2 separate regions of the Mus musculus genome follow, and region 2 is linked to region 1. Evidence: chromatin contacts called from ENCODE POLR2A ChIA-PET data. All regions are on one chromosome and are shown on one strand. The core of a region is the stretch at or near the end of the contact, and the rest is flanking DNA. Distances in the headings are between cores, read along the strand shown.

Region 1 (3,508 bases), core at 911-3,410:
CAGGTCACTGTTGGCGTCGGAGTCGTTCAGAGCACTGAGTGTCACATCTGGGAGGGGGCATAGGCTAAGTTCTAGGTTTCCCTGACTGCTGTCTTTCCCTCCTCCCAGTCTGCCAAAGCTTCATGCTCTACACATCCCTCTACCCACTCTGGAATCACCAGCGTACAGAAGAGAAGCGTCTCTCCTTCTTTGACCCAGGCCCAATTCTCTTATTGAATCTCAGATAGGACCTTTAACCCCTACCCTAGGCAGCAACTCCACAGCCCTCACCAGCCTTCTGTTTCTTTATGGGAGGAACCCCAGCTTCAGGGACACTGGAGCTGCTGGGTGGAGGGGCGTTTGGAGGTGAGAGGACACCGGACGTCATCTTCTTGGGTCCTTTCTTGGGTGACTCAGCTGGAAGGGGGATGCCGGAGTCTTCATACACTTTTCGCTTCACAGTGGTCTTTATCTGAGCCCTGAAGATGAGAGAGAGCAGATTAGGGTGTCATCAGAGAAGCCGAGGGAAGAGGGGAGGGGAGGGAATAATGGGCCACTCTGAAGGAATTCTAGGAGTTCCTTTGTAGATATCCAGGTCAAGGCCCCAGTTCATGTGTAATAAGGGTCCTCCCCCCCCCCCCCACGTTCAGAACTTTTGCATCCACTTAGGGCTAATAGATTAAGATGAATGGAGTCCCTGAACTGAGTGGCCAGAAAGGCCCTTTTCATGATCCTCTGGGAGAGATGCATGGTTTTGTAGGACCACCAGGTATGTTGTGGTGACATAAAGGTAGACTGAGACTGTCATAGAACCTGACCAACTAATTAGTTCAGAATGCATCCCCTGGACATGCCAGTTTCAAAGGATTTACATAAATAGCTAGGGAACTCTTATCATCAAACACAACCACTGAGTATCTGGGCACCATGAAAATAAAGTTCTCTGCAGGCCCTAGTGACCACTGCATTTCCTGATCTTCCGACCAACTGCCACAGTGACAGTCTCTCAGTCTTCAAGGAAATGCTAACAAAACTAGGAACAAAGTAGGAAAGATGCTGAGCTGGGAGTTCTGAGAGAGAACAATGGGTCAGGAGGAAGAAAGTTGCCCACCCTCCCCTTTCTCTGCCAGCCACCCTCCCTCACACTGTCCGTTCCTTGATGACACAGCTGATGTGATTAAGATCGTCCCCAAAGCGCTTCACAGCAGCCCTCAGCATCTCTATCTCCGTCTCCGTCCACTTGGCACTGTCGGAAGGGGAGAAGGGTGATAACAAAAGTGGAAGAGGGATGTGTGGAACCAGCCCACAGGCTATTCCGTCCACAGCCAGCAGCCTCTTCCCCCTAGTCTCTAGGGGCACCTTTCAAAGATTCATAAAAAGGACCTCCTTTTAAAAAAAAAAAAGCCCTGGGGACAAATCGCTGGCCACATGAAATTACATCCAGGGCCACTTGAAAACATCACTTCATCATGTAACAGCTTCCATAAACAACCCAACGGAAACCAATGAAACAAGTAGGGGCCTTACAAACACAACCCTTGAAAGATGTGTGGCAGCAGTTTGAGGGAGTCCACAGGGCTTGGGGTAGGTGGCAGACATTCTGTCGGTTTGCAGTGGAGGGCTGTGGCCTCGGTAGTCTCTTTACCTGTCATCCACTAATTCAACAATTACCACCTACACTGAGCTGGGCCAGGCACAGGGGAATTACTCTATCTCCCTGCTCTAGAGAGGGTCGTGTCTGTGACTTGAGTCCAAGCGTCTGATCTCGGAGTCCAGGTCCTAGGCTGGTCTCACGTACCCGGCAGGGGAAGAGTCCGAGACTGGATGCAGCTGCATCGTCAACTCCCCGAGCTTCGTGAAGGCGGCGCCGGCCGCGGAGAAGATCTCTCCAACCTGGGGGCGGAGCAGCATTACGGGGGGCCGGCAGCGCGCCGTCCCACCCCAGCCTCGGATCCGCCCGCCCCCCGCCCAGCGCGCACCAGCCGGGAGCCAGGCAGGGGGCCCACCCTCCCGTGGCCGCCAGGGAGCGCAGTCCGCGAGGGAGGTCGAACCTTGGTGGACGCTGACGTCATGGCCCCGCGCACCTCCTCACGGAGACGCTCCGCCGCCACCACCACCACGCGAGCTGGAAACCACGGAGAGCCCGGCAGCCGGCCGCTCGGGCTCCCGCGCAGGAAGTCCCGCCCTCCCTGCAGCTGATTGGCCGAGACCCGACCTCTCCCCAGTCACTCAAGGGGCCTCGCCGCGCGGAGGAAGACGAGGTGGAAGACGTTGCTTCACTTCCGGCTAGCTTCATTCCACTTCCGTCGGAGGGTCCGGACTCCTCGATGAGGCCGGTCTCAGCCCCTTCCAGCCCGGGCCCGCCCCTCCCTGAAAGCACAGACAGCAAGCTTAGGGGGAACCGCTTCTTTTTATTGTAGTTCAGAACGGGGCGCGGTCACCCTCGGTCTCCTCCAGAGGCTGGGCGCAGTTTTGCAGGGCCAGGGATGACGTCTCGCTAGGGTCACAAGTCCCAAAGGACGCCAGATGAGTGGGACGGAGTCTGCGGAGTCTTTAAATAGAGAAGGGGGCTGGGGAGGGAGAGGCGGACCGCGCTCTAGCGCACCATGTATTCCTTGCGCTTGTTGAGACGAACTTGGCAGAAGGAGAAGCCTCCGAGGAGGAGGTAGAGGCCCGCGGCGATGAAACAGTTGTAGCTGACTTGCTCGTACAGGTTGTATATGTTCTGAGGACCGTTCCTGAAGGTGGCGAGCGAGCAGGGAAATGTCAGCCATTCAGAGCATCCAATATGCAAGTTCTATGCATCAGACACCATGCTAAAGCACTTTAACTCCTATTAGTCTTCCCAAGAAGCATACCAAATGAATTCTATCATGGTAACCATTTTACAGAGGTAGACCAAGGAGCAGGAAGGCAAAATATTGGAAGAGGCCACATCTAAGCTGGTGGGCTTGGGTAGCCATGGAAACGTGGCTTGCAAGACTGCTCCTAAGTACATGCCTTTCTGTGTCTCTGTCTCTCGCGCTGGGGATTGAAACTAGGACCCTGCGTGCTGCCACCCAACTACTTTGTAGAGAGCAGCCCTCTTCTTGAAGTCCCCAACCTAGGGCCACAAATGTCCAGTCTTCAGAAGTGTCCTCCCCATAAACCCAAACCATGCTACTCCTCATCCACGCCCAACTCGCCCAAGTACCCGACCACTTACTCAAAATCTTTCTCTGTGAAGGGAACGTCCTCAATTAACACAGCAGAATGGACATTGAAAAATATCCCGAGCATTATCTGGAAGAGTAAGGAATAGATAGGTTGTCAAATTCTTACCTTACTTCTTTGGTCGCTCCCTAGGCTCCTCCCCTGTCTAATGTTGGCCCAACACTTGCGCCAGAGATGAACTAGAAAGGGCTAGTTGTATCTGGTGGTTGTATCTGGATTCGGACTCAGCCATGTGGAACAGGGCGTGAGGTAGGACCTTGGGAAGAGTGACTGGGTATAGGGAGGTATATGGCAAACAGCTCTCCGAGGCGCGTCA
Region 2 (3,262 bases), core at 400-2,899, 260 kb before region 1:
TGTTTCTTGGTTGACTATGCATTAACGTGCAAACATTAAAGCCAGAATGCTTATGTATATACAGCAAACTATCTAAGCGTTTACTGCTCTCTTTTGTTGAGTGAGCAACAGCCTCATTCATGTCCCTTCAGTCAAGCCGGCAAGCTGGTGCTAAAGTCTCTAAAAAAAACCCATCTCGCTAGTCTTTTAATTTTTACTGTTCCAAACCCTACGATACCAGTTTCTCCACAGTATGAGATTCTGTGCTGTCTGTTGAAGAGACGTCCTTAGCAGCTGTAGTCCGAATGAAACCTGTTTTAATGTATACTCACCGGCTGTTGACATCAGAGTCGAAACCTTCGCGAAACTCTTCTTCGCTCACTTCACAGCCCAGAACGTGGACCTGCTCCCCACTAAGGCAGAGATGAAGGAAATATATTGAAGAGTGGGGGTACCGGCTCCCTTTCCGGGAAGGAGAGGAGAAACTGTGGGCTAACTCACCGAAGTGCAGATTTCTTGATAAGAGCCTTCAGGAGACTACGCCCTTCCCACTCCACGGAATCTGGGGAGAGCCAAGGATGGGTGAGACCTACTGAGCCCTCAGGGCTCCGACCACGACTTCCACCCCTAGCTGGGTATCCATCCCCAGCGGGTCCTCCAGGCTCCCGCTCCTTCAGCCAAGCCCAAGGCTACCACCGCATGCCTTGATCCCTCACCTCGCAAAAGCACCAAACCACCGATGGCCAACAACGAGTCCAGCATCTCTGACGCCTCAGGACGCCTTCTGATGTCGTCACCACCGAGGAGGCGGGGCACTTACGATTGCTTCCAACCTTAAAGGACCGCAAAGTCCGGAAAGAGGAGCCTGGTTTTTTTATGCTCCGTATTCTCAGGGGGCTTACACGGAGGGGCCGCTCCAGAGTCTCTGTACACAGTCCTAGAGACAACATCCTTAATCTACTCTTGCACCATGACTGGAGCCAGAAGGGCCGTTGGAACAGTTATCAGTGGGATGGGGACAAGGACAGAGGTCTCACGAGCTCCAATCCCGAAGAAGGTTCGAACCTGGGAATAAATGATGTCACTCGGCCCCGCCCACACGGCGCCTGGCTTCTCTCCAGGTCCCGCCCCGCAGTAACCTAGTGCGCGTGCGTAACGCTGCACCCCGGGGTCAGAGCAGAGAGCTTTCCTTAACTTTCCCCTCCCTCCTCAGAATGAATTGAGGGAAACAGCAATCCCGGGGAAGTGAATACACGTCACTACCGGAAGTAATGTCAGAGGGGAAGAGGAGGAGGGAAGAGAGGAGGGAGCCCTTTGGGCGGTAAAATGGCGCCTGTCAGAGTGGGAAGCCTAGCTGCAGAGGCTGCAGCCCCGCTCCTCAGCGGCTAAGCGATCCTGACCTCGGGGAGGGGGAGGCCACTCCGGCCCAGCGATCCGTGCCCTTCGGCTCCCCCTCCCCCTCCTCCCCAGCTCCTGCGCCCAGGGGGCCCCCGAGAATCGCCGCGGCCCACCGCGCGCCGCCGCCGCCCCCGCCCGCCCCCTTCCCGGGGCAGACCCCTAGCGCGCCTGCGCAGAAGGCCACCCTTCGCTTCCCCCTTCCCCTCCCATCTCCCTCCCTCCCTTTTCCCTAGCCCCCTCCCCCACTGCCCCCTCCCCCAATTCTCCATCCCCTTCCCTCCTGGTCTCAGAGGACCCTGTCCTAGCCCGACCTGTTTCGGCCTGCAGCCCACGCGAAGTCGTCGGTGCCACTTCCCGCTCATGTGGGCCCCCGCGGGCTGCCCACGCCAGTCCCCCAGTTCCCGGTTCCGCTGGGCTTTCCCTTCGCTGGGGGTGGCTTTCTAAGCCACCCACTCCGTGCTCATCTCTGCAGCCTCTCCTGCCGCTCGGGGCCCCCGTTCCCCCTCCCTGCGGCGGGGGGCTGCCCCCGGGGGGCTGGCGGAGCTGGGCCGCGGGGGCCCCGGGGCCGGCGGTGCCGGGGTCATCGGGATGATGCGGACGCAGTGTCTGCTGGGGCTGCGCACGTTCGTGGCCTTCGCCGCCAAGCTCTGGAGCTTCTTTATTTACCTTTTGCGGAGGCAGATCCGCACGGTGAGTTTGCTTGGGTGCTGCCAGTGGTGGGGTCCTCTGTCCGCGGTGCTCGCGGAATTTTGGATAGTGCTGGGCCTCTGCTTTGGGCCTAGGAAGGGAGCCTTGGCCAGAGCTTTACCCGCTGGAGAAGTAGGACACCTTTAAGCAAGGTTCAGCCCTTAATAAAAGAACCATGATTTTTACTGGGTTTGCTTTCTTTCTTAATCTGCCTAAATGGGATAGGATTTGGCAGTTCTCGGGGGCTAGAATGGTGCTCTCCTTACGAAAGCTAGAGTTGTTGCTAAAGAAAGAAGAGGCCGGGAACACCTGTTTGCTGGTAGCCAGAACTATTGATATGGGCTTTGGAAAGACCCTCCTGTTGAAAGTCAGACTCCTTTGTCAGTGGTGTGGGTGGGTAGAAGGGCATATGGAGCAGGAATTGGAACTTGAGGAAAAGCCTTGGGTGTGAAGGAGCTCCTCCAAAAAGGCTCTGGAATTCTCTAGCTTGTGTGTATGGGCTTATTATTAAGACCCTGGGACAGAAAACGATGCTTTTCCAATAGGCATCTTTAGTTGTCAGATGCACATTAAAGTTGGGTGTCTCATTAGACAAGCTGGCTGTTAGCTGGAGAGCTTGCATCTGAAGGTGGGCATGTTTCTCCAGGCGACTCTAGCGATTATGAAGGGATACTTGGAGTGTAGAGACTGTTTGGATGAACCCAGGTATCTCTGGGTTCTCTCCCTCAAGCTTTTCTCCAAGGTAAACATTGTTTCAGCTACCATTCCTCCCCGCCGCCCCTGCCCCCAGCCCTGGCTGTCCTGGAACTCACTTTGTAGACCAGGCTGGCCTCGAACTCAGAAATCCACCTGCCTCTGCCTCCCCAGTGCTGGTATCAAAGGCGTGCGCCATCACGCCTGGCTTACCATCACTTCTTAATGAACATGCCCTCTGGAGTAAATCTCCTGAAGTCAGATTCTGGGGGGAAATGACTGAGTAGCATGCAGGCTTTGGCAGCCCAGGTCAGAATTCCCAGAAGGACCTTGGTGGTTCTGGTAGAAGAGGTGACTGAGGTGGCTTGGACTTCAGTTCCTTCTCTAGCAGTCTGTTTATTTCTTCCACTTCCTGCTTTAGGGTGAGGATTATTTTGGATGGTGGCTATAAGCAGTCCTAGTCTCCTGAGATAAAATAGGATCCATAGGGTGTGTGAGGCTGGCC

What was found. ChIA-PET counts read pairs that join two places held with the same protein, here RNA polymerase II (POLR2A).
Region 2: POLR2A ChIA-PET joins it to region 1 with 10 read pairs in Patski. The contact joins the promoter of Ctdnep1 here to the promoter of 0610010K14Rik in region 1. POLR2A ChIA-PET finds 5 or more read pairs at or near these places in 3 of 5 experiments (Patski and embryonic stem cell).

What each region holds. Positions count from the first base shown.
Region 1 is chr11:70,235,754-70,239,261 of GRCm38, forward strand. 0610010K14Rik (RIKEN cDNA 0610010K14 gene) reads right to left here and starts at 2,161. Exons shown (of 6, transcript NM_145758.1): 1 at 2,031-2,161; 2 at 1,778-1,872; 3 at 1,124-1,225; 4 at 271-458; 5 at 1-47. The coding sequence starts at 2,051. It overlaps Rnasek (ribonuclease, RNase K), which reads right to left. Exons shown (of 3, transcript NM_173742.3): 2 at 3,185-3,261; 3 at 2,370-2,717. The coding sequence ends at 2,576. It overlaps Gm40191 (a long non-coding RNA gene), which reads left to right and starts at 3,258. Exons shown (of 3, transcript XR_879979.3): 1 at 3,258-3,441.
Region 2 is chr11:69,979,519-69,982,780 of GRCm38, forward strand. It overlaps Ctdnep1 (CTD nuclear envelope phosphatase 1), which reads left to right and starts at 1,650. Exons shown (of 8, transcript NM_026017.2): 1 at 1,650-2,067. The coding sequence starts at 1,966. Elp5 (elongator acetyltransferase complex subunit 5) reads right to left here and starts at 1,717. Exons shown (of 9, transcript NM_018740.2): 1 at 1,689-1,717; 2 at 696-1,044; 3 at 481-541; 4 at 312-392. The coding sequence starts at 741.